Regions from separate parts of the Homo sapiens genome. Here region 2 is linked to region 1. Evidence: read pairs that join two places in POLR2A ChIA-PET (ENCODE). Cell type or tissue: IMR-90. All regions are shown on one strand. Each heading gives the region's core, and the rest is flanking DNA. Links, peaks and the distances in the headings are about the cores only. Region 1 has its middle 26 kb from the start of MIR9902-1. Region 2 overlaps DENR (density regulated re-initiation and release factor).

What was found. ChIA-PET counts read pairs that join two places held together with the same protein. Peaks named below come from ENCODE experiments on the same cell type or tissue, not always from the same donor. Only the 100,000 strongest peaks of a DNase experiment are listed, where the experiment ranks them.
Region 2: POLR2A ChIA-PET joins it to region 1 with 6 read pairs; 9 of 35 experiments call an interaction of 5 or more read pairs at or near these places.

The regions. Positions count from the first base shown.
Region 1 is chr12:122,665,211-122,673,822 of GRCh38, forward strand. No RefSeq gene overlaps it. Among named protein-coding and RNA genes, the nearest start is that of MIR9902-1, 26 kb to the right of the region's middle. In IMR-90, for the core only: no CTCF peak of the experiment used is centred there; a DNase peak (open chromatin) is centred at 4,371.
Region 2 is chr12:122,754,866-122,763,477 of GRCh38, forward strand. DENR (density regulated re-initiation and release factor) reads left to right here. Exons shown (of 8, transcript NM_003677.5): 3 at 7,322-7,341; 4 at 7,980-8,064. Among named protein-coding and RNA genes, the nearest start is that of DENR, 6.3 kb to the left of the region's middle. In IMR-90, for the core only: no CTCF peak of the experiment used is centred there; no DNase peak of the experiment used is centred there.

The DNA.
Region 1 (8,612 bases), core at 99-8,098:
TTTTCCTTAGATTTCCCACCATGAATTTTTTTATTGTGAAAAGACATATATATATATATAACATAAAAGTCACCATTTTAAAGTGGTGTTAAGTACATTTATAATTTGGTGCAATTCTCACTCCACTTTCCCGTTCTAGAGCGTTGTCTTCACTCTAAACAGAAACCATTAAGCTGTCACTTCCCATTCTCCCCTCCCCGCCAGTCCCTAGTAACCACTAAGGTTACTGTCTACAGATTTTGCCTATTCTGGACATTTCATGTAAATAGAGTCATATAAAATGTGGCCTTTCGTTCCTTCCTTCCTTCCTTCCCTCATTCCCTCACTCCCTTCCTTCTTTCCTCTTTTCTTCTCTTTTCTCTTTTTCTTTTCTCTTTTCTTTTCTTTTCTTTTCTTTCTTTGTCTCTCTCTCTCTGTCTCTCTCTCTTTTTTTCAGTGCAGTGGCGTCAGCATAGCTCAGCGAAGCCTCGACCTCCCCAGGCTCAAGTGATCCTCCCACCTTAGCCTCCTGAGAAGCTGGGACTACAGGCATGCGTCGCCACGCCCGGCTAAGTTTCGTTTTTTTTTTTTATAGAGATGGGGTCTCGCTATGTAGCCCAGACTGGTCTCAAACTACTGGGCTCAAGCGATCCACCTGCCTCAGCCTCCCAAAGTGTTGGGATTGCAGGCATGAGCCACTGCACCTGGCTCGTGTCTTTCAGTCAGCATAATGTTTCAAGATTCATCCATGATGCAGCATTCCTTGTCTTCAGTACTGCATTCCTTTTCATGTCTGAATAGTATTCCTTTGTGTGGATAGACTGCCTTTTGTTTATCCATTCATCGGTTGATGGACATTTGGGGTTGGGTTACTTTCTGGCTATTGAGAATAGTACTTCTGTGAATATATGTATTCAAATTTTTGTTTGAACACTTGTTTTCAATCTTTTGAATATTTTCCTAGGAGTAGAATTGCCGGGTAACATGGCGATTCTGTGTTTAGCTTACTGAGAAGCTGCCAAACTATTTTCCACAGTGGCTGCATCATTGTATATTCCTGCCAGCAATGCACGAGGTTCCAGTTTCCCGATATCCTCGCCAACACCCTTCCTCCCATGCAGCTTGATTTTATTTTATTTTATTTTATTTATTTGGTTTTATTTCGAGACAGGGTCTCTCTCTGTTGCCCAGTTTGGAGTGCAATGGTGTAATCATGGCTCACTGTAGCCTCAAACTCCTGGCTCAAGCCATCCTCCTATGTCGGCCTCCTGAGTATGGGAAAACAGGTATGTATGACCACACCCAGCTGATTTTTAATTTTTATTTATTTATTTATTTGAGACAGGGTCTCACTCTGTTGCTCAGGCTGGAGTGTAGTGGTATGATCAAAACTCACTGCAGCCTCAAATTCCCAAGCTCAAGCAATCCTCCCACCTCAGCCCTCCAAGTTATTTTTTATTTTTATTTTTGTAGAGATGGGGTCTTGCTATGTTGCCCAGGTTGGTTTCAAACTCCTAGGTTCAAGCAGTCCTCCCACCTTAGCCTCCCCACTATACTTGGCCCCATGGAATTTTTTTTTTTTTTTTTTTTTTTTTTTTTTTTTTTGTGACAGAGTCTCACTCTGTCGCCTAGGCTGGAGTGCAGTGGCATGATCTTGGCTTACTGCAACCTCCCAGGTTCAAGGGATTCTCATGCCTCAGCCTCCCAAAGTAGCTGGGATTATAGGCATGTGCCACCACGCCGGGCTAATTTTTGTATTTGTAATAGAGACGGGGTTTTGTAATGTTGGCCAGCTGGTCTGGAATGCCTGACCTCGAGTGATCTGCCCACCTCGGCCTCCCAAAGTTCTGAGATTGTAGCCACGAGCCACCGCACCCAAATTTTAATTCCACAGGCCAGGTTCGGTGGCTCACACATGTAATCCGAGTACTTTGGGAGGTCAAGGCAGGCAGATCACCTAAGGTCAGGAGTTTGAGACCAGCCTGGCCAACATGGTGAAACCCCGTCTCTACTAAAAATAACAAAAATTAGCCGGACGTGTTGGTGTTCACCTGTAATCCCAGCTACTAGGGGGACTGAGGCAGGAGAATCACTTGAACATGGGAGGCAGAGGTTGCAGTGAGCCAAGATCATGCCACTGTGCTCCAGCTTGGGAGACAGAGTGAGACTCGACTCAAAAAAAAAAAAAAATTCCACAGATAGACTGTGTATTTGTTTATATACTGTGGTCCTTGGGAGGGCAAACCTTGTGTCTAATGGAAACACGTGCAGGGGACACAGACTCAGAAGACTATAGGAATTTATAAAATCACTGCTGGCTCACCAAAAACACAATAGCCAACCCTTCGGGCCAGTAGGCTACCAGATTAAAGACTCTGATTCATCTTATTTTGTTAAAATTTATATATAGACAGACAAATACAGAATCTTTTATTGGGTATGTTAATGTGTTCATATATCTATTTTTTTTTTTTGAGACGAAGTCTCACTCTGTTGCCCAGGCTGGAGGGCAGTGGCACGATCTCTGCTCACTGCAACCTCCACCTCCCAGTTCAAGTGATTCTCCTGCCTCAGCCTCCCGAGTAGCTGAGACCACAGGCACGCGCCACCATGCCCGGCTAATTTTTGTATTTTTAGTAGAGACAGTGTTTCACTATGTTGGCCATGCTGGTCTCAAACTCCTGACCTTGTGATCTGCCCGCCTCAGCCTCCTAAAGTGCTGGGATTACAGGCGTGAGCCACTGCTCCTGGCCTTTTTTTTTTTTTTTTTGTGAGATAAGGTCTCACTTTGTTACCCAGGCTAGAGTGCAGTGGCTCAATCTCAGCTCACTGCCCACCTCCCAGGCTCAAGCGATCCTCCCACCTCAGCCTCCTGAGTAGCTGGTACCACAAGCACACACCACCACACCTGGGGTAATCTTTTTTTTTTTTTTTTTTTTTTTGTAAAGATGGGTTTCACCATGTTTCCCAGGCTGATCTTGAACTCCTGGATTCAAGCTATTTGCCCACCTCGAACTCCTAAAGTACTAGGATTACAGGCTCGAGCCACTGCACCTGGCCCATATACCCAATTTTATTTTAGACTACTCCAGGCAAACTTAGTCCTGCAAACTTTACCTGTGCTGTAAATATTTCAGGCTTGCAAGTCATGCAGTCTCTGTCCCAACTACTCAACTCTGCCTTGTAGTGACAAAGAAGCCACAGATCATACGTAAATGAATGCAAATACTCTAGGGTGAGAGGACAGAGGCCCCTGGGGTGCACACTCTAAGGAGACACTCATCTCAGGTCCTGAAAGTGCAGGGGTGATGCTGAGAGTGAGCGAGTGGTTCAGCCTCTCCCTAGTCCTGGCCCTGTGAATAGCTATGTTCCAATAAAACTTTATTTATAAAAGACTTTATTTATTTTTTTAAAACTTTATTTATAAAAGGTGGCAGGCTAGTTTGGCCTGTGGGCTGTGGTTTGCCACCCCTGGTAAAGCTTTTTCTCATCTGACTCCTGGTTTTCCAGCTCAACCCACATAAGTCTCCCAACCCCTCCCTACAAGTAACAGATATTAACCCATAGGCGTTCTCTATGCTTTCCTGTGTCTGCATAAAGTCCTCTACATATAGATATTTTTTGTTTCATAAAAATGGGAGACAATGTACACATTTTTTGTATCATGCTTTTCACACTTCACAATAATTTGCGGAAACTTTGCCAGTCAGAGGCATTGATTTCTTTTTTTTTTTTTTTTTTTTTTTTTTGAGACAGTCTCTTGCTCAGTTGCCAGGCTAGAGTGCAGTGGCGTGATCTCAGCTCACTGCAACCTCCGCCTCCTGGGTTCAAGCAATTCTCCTGCCTCAGCCTCCTGAGTAGCTGAGACTACAGGCATGCACCACCACGCCCAGCTAATTTTTTTGTATTTTTAGTAGAGACGGGGTTTCACCATGTTGGCCAGGATGGTCTCGATCTCTTGACCTCATGATCCACCTGTCTTGGCCTCCCAAAGTGCTGGGATTACAGGCGGGAGCCACCACGCCCGGCCGGCATTGATTCCTTTTATATAGCTATATGATATTCCATAGGGTGGAAGTAGCATTATTCGTTATGCCTTTTCTTTTTGATGGGCGTTCACTTTGTGGTCAGTTTTCTGCCACATGCACACACACAAAAACAGTGCTCCAATACACATTCTTGTCCTTAAGTGTTGGTGTTTTTATTTCTTTGGATAGATTCTCAAGAGTGGGATTAGAAGATCAAAGGGTATGTTTAGTTTCCATTTTAACAGATGTTGCCAAATTGCTTTCCCAAATGACTACAAAACTTCATATCTGAGCATGCCCTTTTCTCCATATTCCTGCCAGCATTTGAGATTTTTTTTCTCGTTTTAGCTTGATGAATCAGTTTATTCTGAGGAATGTAGAGAGATGTCTCATTGCTGCTTTCATTCGCAAGTGTCTGACCCCTGTAAGTTTGAGGGTCTCTTCATACTGTTGGTTACCCATTTGGTTTTGCTCCTCCGCAAATGGTCTATTTATAGTCTAAGTCCATTTCTGTATTGGTTGATTCTCTTTTTCAGAACAATTTGTAAAAGCTCTTTATATAGTGTCCATTTGACTTTTGGCTTTCATCTACAAAGTGATTAAGAGGTTTGGTGCTGGGGCAGGCTGCCAAAGGTTACATCTTGACTGAGCCCTGACTGGCCACATGACCTCAGCAAATTATTTACCTTCATTATTTAACCTCTGTACTCAACTATAAAATAGTGATCATCATCATCATCATCACGGTAATTCCTCCTTCATAGTGCTGTTAGAGATGATGAGTTAATGTGTGTCAGGTACGTAGAATTCAGCCTGGCACACACTAAGTTCATCAATAGAAGTTGGTGACTATTATTTGTATTACAAATATTTTTTCAGCTCCATCATTTGAATTGGTTTTATTTCTGGTATCCCTTGTCACACAAAATGTTTCAGTGTTTATACGGTCAAATATATCCGTCTTTTTTTCCCCTAGCTTCTGAGTTCCCAGGCTTGGTAAGAAGGTCTCCTTGGGCCGGGCGCGGTGGCTCACGCCTGTAATCCCAGCACTTTGGGAGGCCGAGGCGGGCGGATCACGAGGTCAGGAGATCGAGACCATCCCGGCTAAAACGGTGAAACCCCGTCTCTACTAAAAATACAAAAAATTAGCCGGGCGTAGTGGCGGGCGCCTGTAGTCCCAGCTACTTGGGAGGCTGAGGCAGGAGAATGGCGTGAACCCGGGAGGCGGAGCTTGCAGTGAGCCGAGATCCCGCCACTGCACTCCAGCCTGGGCGACAGAGCGAGACTCCGTCTCAAAAAAAAAAAAAAAAGAAAAAAAAAAAGAAGGTCTCCTTGTTTCCTTCATGACTAATTTCCTCACTCTTAAAATGAGAAACATAGGACCTACTATTTTCCTCACTGAAGTACCCTGTCCTCTCAGCTCCTTGATCTCCCCTCCCCTCCCCTCCTTTCCTTAGCAGGGTTTCTCTCTGTTGTCGAGGCCAGAGTGCAGTGGCACGATCTCAGCTCACTGCAGCCTCAACCTCCCACACTCAAGCAACTTTCCTGCCTCAGCCTCCCAAGTAGCTGAGACCACAGGTGCGCACCACCACGCCTGGCTAATTTTTGTATTTTTTTTTTTTTTTTTTTGTAGAGACAGGGTTTCGCCATGTTGTCCAGGCTGGTTTCAAATTCCTGCCCTCAAACAATCCACCTGCCTCGGCCTCCCAAAGTGCTGGGATTACAGGCGTGAGCCACCGCGCCCAACCCTCCTTGATCTATTTCATCCCTAAAAGAAAAAAAATAAACTATTTTTCTCTACACTCACAACACTCCTGACACCCACTGGGGTTTCCACACCAAGCAGCACTCCAGTTCTCTTTGGACACTGACTGGGTGTCCTACAGTTCAAATCTGACACTGTTCAGCCTGGAGTTAGCATCAGATCCCACAAGCTAAAGGGCCCAGTTCACAAGACGGCTTCCATCCACTCCAGACCCCAATCACAAGTCCCAGCTTCCCACAGGTACTTTTTTTTTTCCTTTCCAACTTTTATTTTAGATTCAGAGGGTACATGTGCAGGTTTGTTCCATGGGTGAATCGCGTGTTGCTGATGTTTGGTGTACAGATTGTTTTGTCACAGGGGTAATGAGCACAGTATCTCATAGGTAGTTTTCCAATCTTCTCCCTCTGCCTCCGCTCCACCCTCCAATAGGCCCTGGTGTCTGTGTTTTTCTTTGTGTCCACGCGAACTCAAGGTTTAGCTCCCACTTATAAGTGAGAGCAGGTGGTGTTTGTTTTTCTGTTCCTGTGTTAGTTCACTTAGGATAATGGCCTCCAGCTCCATCCACATTGCTGCAAAGGACATGTTTTATTCAGTCTTTTTTTTTTTTTTTTTTTTTGAGATGGGGTCTCTTGTTACCCAGGCAGGAGTGCAATAGCTCAATCACAGCTCACTTCAGCCTCGACCTCCCTGGGCTGAAGCAATCCTCCCACCTCAGCTTTCCGAGTAGCTGGGACTACTGCGTGCACCACCATGCTTGACTAATTTTTTGTTTTTCATTTTTTTTTTTGTAGAGACGGGGGGTCTCACTATTTTTGCCCAAGCTGGTCTAGAACTCCTGGGCTCAAGTAATCCTTCCACCTCAGCTTTCCGAAGTGCTAAGATTACAAGCGTGAGCCACCATGTCTGGCCGATTGTGTTTTTTATGGCTGTGTAGTATTCCATGGTGTATATGTACCAGACTTTGTTTACCCAATACACCTGTACTTCCAACTGACCGGATATAAATCAAAAGTTCCCACAGTCCAATCCTCAGGTTCAGTAATTTGCTAGAATAGCTCACAAAACTCGGGAAAACACTTTACTTATATTTATTGGTTTGTCATAAAGAATGCAACTAAGAAACAGCTACGTGGAAAGAGATGCATGGAGGATATAGTATGGGGCGGGAGTGTGCAGAGCTTCCATGCGCCCTCCGATGTGTCCCTCTAGCACTTCATTGAGTTCACCAACTCAGAAGCTCTCTGAACTCTGTCCTCTAGGGACTTTGTGGAGACTTCATTATGGAGGTGTGACTGATTAAATCACTGGCCACTGGGCCCAGTGGCTCACGCCTGTAATCCCAGCACTTTGGGAGGTTGAGACAGATGGATCGCTTGAGCCCAGGAGTTCAAGACCAGCCTGGGCAACATGGTGAAACTGTGTCTCTACAAAAAATACAAAAATTAGCTGGTGGTGTGCAGCTATAGTCCTAGCTACATGGGAGGCTGAGGTGGGAGGATCGCTTCAACCTGGAGAAGTTGAGGCTGCAGTGACCCGTGATCATGCCACTGCACTCCAGCCTGGGTGACAGAGCAACACCTTGCCTCAAAATAAAACAAAACCATTGGCCATTGATGATTAAGTCAATCTCCAGCCCCTCTCCCCTCCCAGAGGTCAAGGGGTGGAGCTGATAGCTCCAATCCTGTGGCCATGCCTTGGTCTTTGCAGGGAGCAGCCCCTGTGCTAAAGCTGTCTGGGGACTCCAGCTACCAGTCATCTCATCAGCATATTAAAAGACAATCACCACACTCTGGGGATTTCAAGGGTCTTAAAAGCTCTTGTGTCAGGAACCAGAGACTAAGAATAAAAATAATCGCAAAGGATGTTCACCTATCCTCAGGAAATTGCAAGGGTTTTAGAGGCTCTGTGTTAGAAACCAAGGGCAGAGATCAAATATACATTTCTCCTGTCGCACTCCCCTTCTCCCTCACCCCAGTGAGATGACACCTTTAGAGCGCTTTCGCTTCCCCTCTCTTCCATTTCCCCTGCCCCCTGTTCCCTGAGAGACTCATGAAACACATCTATTCCCCACCCCACTTTCTGAGGTTTGGCTGAGATAATCTAGCATTTCTTATAATTTCCCTTATGGGATATCCGTTTGGTTTCAATAATCCTCTTTTCTAAGGGTCCTTCTCTATTACACAAATCCCCAGTCTATCCTGTTCCATTTTGAGTTAAAATGTCATCTGCCTATGTTCTTTTTTTTTTTTTTTTTTTTTTTTGAGATGGAGTCTCACTCTGTCACCCAGGCTGGAGTGCAGTGGCATGATCTTGGCTCATTGCAATCTCTGCCTCCCAGGTTCAAGAAATTCTCCTGCCTCAGCCTCCCAAGTAGCTGGGATTACACGTGTGCACCACCACACCCAACTAATTTTTGTATTTTTGGTAGAGACAGGTTTCGCCATGTTGGCCAGGCTGGTCTCAAACTCCTGACCTCAAGTGATTTGCCTGCCTCAGCCTCCCAAAGTGCTGGGATTACGGGTGTGAGCCACCGCGCCCAGCCCTGCCTATGTTTTGAACATGGTTTTCGCTCTCTTTCTTTTTCCCTTTGTTAAGTCTTCTTTTCAGGGCTATTTGCAGCTTGATCAGGTCTTTTCCAAGTAGTGCCATCAGATGGAGGGTGCGCCAGGGTTGTCTCTGAATTTTCTTTTTTTTGAGACCAGGGTCTTGCTCTGTTGCCCAGGCAGGAGTGTAATGGCGCAATCATGGCTCACTGCAGCCTCGACCTCCTGGACTCAAGCAATCCTCTCACTTCAGCCCCCAAGTAGCTGGGACTACAGGCACATACTACCACGCCTGGC
Region 2 (8,612 bases), core at 449-8,448, 90 kb after region 1:
GCAGTATAAAAGTGAATAAAGAGGGTTAATCAAAGAAAAGATACAATGTTTAATGGTGAAAAAGGAAAAAGATATTTCACAATTGAGAGAGTTGAAAAACCAGAACACCACTAAAAATGATGACTTTGAGAAAGATTAGATTTGGAGATAGATAATAGGCTGACTTGCAATACAGTGAATTTGAGTTTCTCCAAATGGAAGAATCCAAGTATGCTGCATTTGGCAGCAGAGAGAGACAGTATATGAGCTTTTCTAAGGGAGAAAGAGAGAAAAGCCAGAAAGATTCTTGGGGTGTACCTGGAACGAGGTGAACTGGGTAGATTTCACCACATAGAGAATTGCTTAGTTGGTGAGAAGTTTGGAAGCTTAGTGAAAATGTCAGTCTCTAGAAATCTTGTTTTATTTTTCTGTAATTATGAATTAAAACTAAGGGGCCGGGCGCAGTGGCTCACACTTGTAATCCCAGCACTTTGGGAGGCTGAGGCAGGCAGATCATGAGGTCAGGAGTTCAAGACCAGCCTGGCCAACATAGTGAAACCCCGTCTCTACTAAAAATACAAAAACTTAGCCAGGCCTGGTGGCAGGCACCTGTAATCCCAGCTACTTGGGAGGCTGAGGCAGGAGAATCACTTGAACCCGGGAGGCAGAGGTTGCAGTGAGCCGAGATCACGCCATTGCACTCCCACCCGGGCAACAGTGCGAGACCCCATCTCAAAAATAAAAAACAAAACTAAGGATGTGAGAAAAACTGATACATTTATTTTAACAAGATGCTCAGAATATAGATTCCTATTATATTTTTATATAATGATTACCTGTGAAACAACTCTTTAAATTTGGAAACCTATGTGAGTAAAGGATAAGATCTATTCCCTGTGACCTCAGAGGGTCAGTGAACTAGGACTAAAGTGGAAACTACTGAAAGGTGCCTTTCTACCTTGTCAACACTCTCCAGAACAGTACAGGCTTCCACTTAATGTAAAAACATTCTTATGCTTAATTGAAGAAACTAGTAGTGGAGATGGGATTAGACTGTACCTTTTAATTTCTAACATTACCATTTTGTAAAAGTAGTGGATTTTGTTAGCCAGCTTGGTAAGAAGGTATGATGACATTGTTAATAGAGTCCACATCATAATCAACAATTTACAAAGACTATAAACAATTTTTACCTAGTATCTCTGATGTATAAGGTCCTCGGCTAAGTTCTGTGGAGGCATATAAATTGGCAGAGGCCCTGTCTGTCTACATATAACTTAACAGGGAAGATGATGAATGCTGAAAGAAAGAGACAAGAAATAGGCCAGGCGCGGTGGCTCACACCTGTAATCCAAGCACTTTGGGAGGCCAAGGTGGGTGGATCAGCTGAGGTCAGGAGTTCAAGACCAGCCTGGCCAACATGGTGAAACCCTGTCTCTACTAAAAATACAAAAATTAGCTGGGCATAGTGGCAGGCGCCTGTAATCCCAGCTACTCGGGAGGCTGAGGCAGGAGAATCGCTTAAACCTGGGAGGCGGAGATTGCAGTGAGCCAAGATCGTGCCACTGCACTCAGCCTTTGAGAGCAAAACTCCATCCCAGAAAAAAAAGAAGAAAGAGACAAGAAATAAAGATTAAGGACTAATAGCTGCAGTGTCAGTACAGGAGGGGAGAGATTTGTAGGAAATTAGGGGAAGACTTCATAGAGGCAACCACAGCCAAATGGGGATTTGAAGGAAAGGTTGCATTCAGGCAGGCACAGAAGGGCTGAAGGTTGGACTTGCCAGGCAAAGGAGTGGAGGTAGGAAAGTATTTAATAGTGGGTAGTGTGGAGGGAGTTTCGAGTGTTACAGTTTGGTTGTATTGTGGAATTCATGAAGAGGGGCAGCCGGAAATTATGGCAACGTGGTTTGGGGCCAAGTTCTGGGGCACCTGATTTGTAGATAATTGTAAGTCATTGAAAGTTTTGGAGCAGTGAAGTTACATGAAGATGAATCTGGCAGCAAGATAACAATTGAGGGAGGCAGGCTTATTGGCCAGGCTATAATAAGACTTTAGACAAAATTAATGAGCATTTAAATGAGTGGCATAAGTGAGGAAGAGAGGTTGAAAAATAAATTATGGTAGGATGAACAGTATAAAGCAGTTAATCAGATTTGAGGACAAGGGAGATGGGAGAAATAAACTGGATGTAGTTTTGACAGACATTTAGTATTGCTGGAGTGCTTAGAGAAGAGGGAAAACCCTCCAATAGAATACCCAACTGATTAAAGAGAAAAATAGAAGCGATAGTGACATAGGCATTTTTCTTATCATTCCTTCCCCCTCCCTCCCTTTCCCCTTTTGCAAAAAGAAGGATGCAAATTAGAGAATTTGCTCTCAGCTAAAGTCTGGGGTTTCAGAGAGCAGCTCAAATTCATTTAGGAAACACGTTTTAAGCATCTGCTCTGTGGCAAGCATTGTGCTCCATATACAGAAATAAGACATAATTATCTCCTGGAAACTGAGCTTAACTGGGAAGACAAACATTTTAACAGGTGAGTTATAATGTACTAATTGTATACTAGAGGGGTGAGCAGACTGCAGTGAGAATAAAGAACCAACCAGTTCTACTTGGGAGAACTGAAAAAAGGGAAAGTTAAAGTATTGAGTGGATTTTATGTTTGTATATTTAATCTTCAAAATTGAAATATTACAGTTTTATTGATGATAAGCTTCTCAATTGTATAAGTGGTGGGGCCAGGATTAAAATCCAAGACAAGCCATTATAACATCAGCTTCAAGGAAACTTAGCAGAGTCTTGAAGGATGAATAGGTGTTTGCTGAAAAGAATGGCATGGATAGAAGTTCATTGTGGTTGGACCATGGGCTGGTAGGAGTTGAGTCTGGAGAAGTACGATAAGATGTTTGAAAAGTTCTTAATCTGGGAAGTGATGTGATTGGTTATATCTTTTTGGATAATAACTGTTTGGAAGGAAGGAGGAAGTGCCTGAAATGGGTTGAAACTGGCCACAGAAATCAAGTTTAGGAGACTTTATTTTTATTTTAATCTTTTCCACCCTCCTCCCCAAATTTAGAAGACTTTAAAGTATGAGATGATTGAGGCTTAGTGACACTGTGTGCAAAGTTAGTGATTTTGGTGACTGTTGACAGCGAAATTTGTAATTGAAAATATTGACTTTCAGGAAGCTGATTGTGGCTGTTCATTCTCTGTTATAGAAAGGCAGTTTTTGTTTGTTTGTTTTTCAGAAGGAGTCTCACTCTGTTGCCCAGACTGGAGTGTAATGGCGTGATCTCGGCTCACTGCAACCTCCGCCTCCAGGGTTCAAGTGATTCTCCTGGTTCAGCCTCCCGAGTAGCGGAGATTACAGGCGCCTGCCACCGTGCCTGGCTGATTTTTGTATTTTTAGTAGAGATGAGGTTTCACCATCTTGGCCAGGCTGGTCTTGAACTCCTGACCTTGTGATCCACCCGCCTCGGCCTCCCAAAGTGTTGGGATTACAGGCGTGAGCCACCAGACCCGGCCATTCTGATGTGTTCTTAAGACTAGATTTAGTTTATGATCTTGTGCCAAGACCACCACAGAAGTGCTGTTAATTTCAGTGCATTTTATCAAGAGGTACCTGGCTGTGGATTAGTCCCATTCCATGTTTCCATGTGGTGGTAACTTTGCTCATTTGGCCAGGCACAGTGGCTCACACCTTTAATTCCAACACTTTGGGAGGCCGAGGCAGGCAGATCATCTGAGCTCAGGAGTTTGAGACCAGCCTGGGCAACATAGTGAGACCCTGCCTCTACAAAAAATTAAATAAATTAGCCAGGTGTGGTGGCAAGTGCCTGTAGTTCCAGCTACTCGGAGGCTGTAGTGGAAGGAACACTTAAGCCCAGGAGTTCAAGGCTGCATGAGTTAAGATCACATCACTGCACTATAGCCTGGGTGACAAAGTGAGACTGTCTCTTTAACAAAAAAAAAGAAGCTGGAGTCTAGAGGCTTAATTTTTTATTTATTTATTTTTTTTTTGAGTTGGAGTCTTGCCCTGTTGCCCAGGCTGGAGTGCAGTGGCAGTCTCAGCTCACTGCAGCCTCTGCGTCCCAGGATCAAGCGATTCTCCTGCCTCAGCCTTCTGAGTAGCTGGGACTACAGGTGTGCGCCACCACACCCGGCTAATTTTTGTATTTTTAGTAGAGATGGGGTTTCACCATGTTGGCCAGGCTGGTCTTGAACTCCTGACCTCAGGTGATCCACCACCTCGGCCTCCCAAAGTGCTGGGATTGTAGACGTGAGCCACCACACCCGGCCTAGAGGCTTAATTAGATTCAAGTTAAACAGATTTTGGCAAGAAAGTTTCGTGGATGATGTTTCATTCATCATGTTGCATTGCATCAAGAGCTCATAATGTCAGATGTTTCACTATTAGTGATGCTAAGTTTGAAGGTGACGGCTAAATGTTTGCATTGAAAAGGTACAGTTTTCCCTTTCCAAATAAGTAAGTGATCTGTAAAGAGAAATTGACTTTTTTAAAGCAAATAATGGTGAACTTAAAGGAGCTCCCCCAATTTTTTTATTGCATTAGAATTTTGCTGAACCGGGCCAGGCACAGTGGCTCACACCTGTAATCACAGCACTTTGGGAGGCTGAGGCCAAGGCAGGCAGATCACTTGAGGCCAGGAGTTCAAGACCAGCCTGGCCAACATGGCAAAACCCTGTCTCTACTAAAAATACAAAAATTAGCTGGGTGTGGTGGTGCACACCTGTAATCCCAGCTACTCGGGAGGCTGAGCTACGAGAATCACTTGGACCCAGGAGGTAGAGGTTGCAGCCAGCTGAGATGGTGCCATTGCACTCCAGCCTGGGCAACAGAGCAAAACCCCAATTTTTTTTTTTTTCTGAACTAAATATTATTTGAAATAGTATACAAAATTTGTAGCTTTAGTATTTGCTGTGATGGTGTTTAACCAATAATTGTATAGTTATATCCTGAAAGTGTGGCTGAACAACTATGCCTAGTATTTGAACTTGAATTGTGAGGAATATAGGGCTGTAGCTAACCAGAGAGATCTTTGGTGGAAATAACCCTAAACTATAATAGACTAGACTGGACAAAACCAATGGATTCCAGTTTTCTTCTGCCACATACCACCTTTGTCATTGTATGAGCTGTTTAACTCTTTTAGTGCCCCATCTGTAAAATAGTGATTGTGTGGTAGCATGTTAGAATGTTAGTAGGGTGAGGTGAAGGCAGATCATTTTCAGCTGTCAGGTGCCACTAAGTTGCTTGTTTACTTTGTGTAACCTAAGTTAGTGGTTAATAGCATGAGCGTCAGAAACAGGCAGATTCAAATCCTGTTATCCAGATGCAAGTGGTTATGTACTCTAAGCCTCAGTTTCATCATCTGAATATAGATATGGTACTTATCTTACAAGGTTGTGATAACTAAACATAATAATGTATATAAGGCATAGCAAAACATTTGGCACATACTAGGTGCCCAGTGTGTAGTAATTGCTGTGACTACATGGTATACCACCTTCCTCTCCCTGAGAAATCTCAGGATATTGGACACACTGAACTACTCCATTCTAAACCTTAAACATAAAAACAAAAGGCCGGGCGCGGTGGCTCACTCCTGTAATCCCAGCACTTTGGGAGGCTGAGGCGGGCGGATCACAAGGTCAGGAGATCGAGACCATCCTAGCTAATACTGTGAAACCCCGTCTTTACTAAAAATACAAAAAATTAGCCGGGCGCGGTGGCGGGCACCTGTAGTCCCAGCTACTCTGGAGACTGAGGCAGGAGAATGGCGTGAACCCGGGAGGCGGAGCTTGCAGTGAGCCGAGATAGTGCTACTGCAGTCCGGCCTGGGTGAAAGAGCAAGACTCCGTCTCAAAAATAAATAAATAAAAACAAAATAAGCAGTTGACCCAGTATTAGAATTACGGTTAAAATTGGAAGCTTTTCCAGTTCTTCTAGTCCATTATTAGCCTGTACAGGCTCTAACACCAAATGACAGGATTGAACCAAGATTCCTTCTAGCTTTACACTTTCATGATCTTATGTAGCATAACATGAAAAAGCCTTGGCAACATAGCGAGATCCCGTCTCTACAAAAATAAAAAACTTACCTGTACATAGTGGCTCACGCTTATAGTCCCAGCTACTTGGGAGGCTGAAGCGGGAGGATTACTTGAGCTGAGGAGTTCGAGGCTGCAGTGAGCCATGGACACACCACTACACTCCAGCCTGAGTGACAGAGTGAGAGTGAGACCCTTACTCTAAAAAAAATAGGCCAGGTGCGGTGGCTCATGCCTGTAATCCCAGCACTTTGGGAGGCTGAGGCGGACGGATTACCTGAGGTCAGGAGTTTGAGACCAGTCTGGCCAACATGGTGAAACCCCGTCTCTACTAAAAATACAAAAATTAGCCGGGCGTGGTGGCACACGCCTGTAATCCCAGCTACTTGGGAGGCTGAGGCAGGAGAATTTCTTGAGCCCAGGAGACAGAAGTTGCAGTGAGCCGAGATCGTGCCTCTGCACTCCAGCCTGGCAGAAAGAGCAAGACTCTGTCTCAGAAAAAAAAAAAGGAAAAATATATTGCAAAAAGATGGTAGTAAAAATGCTGCTAAAGTTTATAAATGTGTCAGTATGAATAAAAAGTGGTGGCTGTTTTGGTAGAACCATCAAAAGAAATAACCAGGCTGGGAACAGTGCTTCACGCCTGTGATCCCAGCACTTTGGGAAGCTAAGATAGGTAGATCGCTTAAGCCCAGAAGTTTGAGACTAGCCTGGGCAACATGGTGAAACCTTGTCTCTACAAAAAATTAGCTGGGCATGGTGGTGTGCATCTGTAGTCCCATTTAGTTGGGAGACTGAGGTGGGAGGATCATTTGAGCCCCTGGAGGGGTGGAGGCTGCATTGAGCCATGATTGCACCACTGCACCCCAGCCTGGGCAACAGAGTGAGACCGTGTCTCAAAAGAAAAGAAATAACCAGTTTCCTTCAAACTCTGATGTATGGGAAATTGTTCGTGTCTTAGCTTAATTTTTTGACCCACTGAAATGGTTATGGTAAGACCTCATTATATACAAAATAGCATATTTTGATGTTCCATCAGCTGATGGAGACACTCTTTAGATGAAAAAGTCAAGATAGTATCATCTCAAATAACCATGTGCCTTTTACCCCAAAAACACTGAAGAGTAGCATTTGAAAAGTGGTATAGAAAACTTATAGGGAAAATGTAAAAATGAAGCATTTTCTCAAATATAAAAGTAAGGATAAGCCCTGTGTATGTGTGTACATATAGGTTTAACATTTCAAATCTTTTTTCTTTTTACTTCCTCAGTCTGTTCATTACCAACAGAGGTAAGTTCTTTAATTTTTTTTTTTACCTTATGTATTTGAAGTTATTCTTGGTTTTAAAGCTACCTTGAGAATTTTTTTTTATTTTTCATTTTTGATTATTTGATAGTAAAGCTTTAACCTTTTATAGAGAACTTTGATTTAGAGTAATTTTTTGGTCTTATATATTCTTTCCTAAATTTAGACCTTAAATCATACATGTGCATCTTTTGCACATGGCTGTGCAGTTTGGATTTTTGCATGGGACTTATGAATAGTCAGCTAATAAAATAAGAGTAACCTTAATGCCAAAATCTATACAAATGAGCAGAGGAAAGAAAGGGCAGTATAAATTATGTGTAAGACTTTCTAAGTCCAGCTCTATGAGCAAGTCATGAAAATGAGGCACTTATGTGCTCAAAGCAAGAAATAGAGGGAGAAGAAATAAATTGGTACTGTGAAGAGGTACCTAATCCTTCTTAATATCTAATTTTTTATGGGACATATCGTGGTTGAATACAGATTTCCTGTGGATAAGAAGTCAGATGGGAGTGGTTTGTTTTATTCTTTGTATTAACAAGTATAGGGGGTGATTTTTAATTACGACATATTGTTTGACTGAAAATGTTTTGTTGTGACTCAGTTCTTTTTTTTTCTCCTAGTACTGTGAATATATGCCTGATGTTGCTAAATGTAGACAATGGTTAGAGAAGAATTTTCCAAATGAATTTGCAAAACTTACTGTAGGTATGAACATTTTTTTTCTTGCATTAAACTTCTGTACCTGAGACAAATGCATGTATGGCATTATTCTAAAGATAGGAAAGTCCTCCTTTAGTAGGATATTACAGAATTAACATTTATCTGTTAGCTGTTTAAGTTCTCTCTGAGATAGGATAGGTCTGAATATCAACTTTCTTACATAAAAAAGTAAATGGGCCGGGCGCAGTGGCTCACACCTATAATCCTAGCAGTTTGGGAGGCTGAGGCAGGCGGATCACAAGGTCAGGAGATCAAGATCATCTTGGCTAACACAGTGAAACCCCATCTCTACTAAAAATGAAAAAAAAAAAAGGCGTGGTGGCAGGCACCTGTAGTCCCAGCTACTCAGGAGGGTGAGGCAGGAGAACGGCGTGAACCTGGGAGGCAGAGCTTGCCGTGAGCCGAGATCGTGCCACTGCACTCCAGCCTGGGTGACAGAGCAAGACTCCGTCTCAAAAAAAAAAAGTAAGTAAATGATTGGCTGGGCGCAGTGGTTCACGCCTGTAGTCCCAGCACTTTGGGAGGCTGAGGCG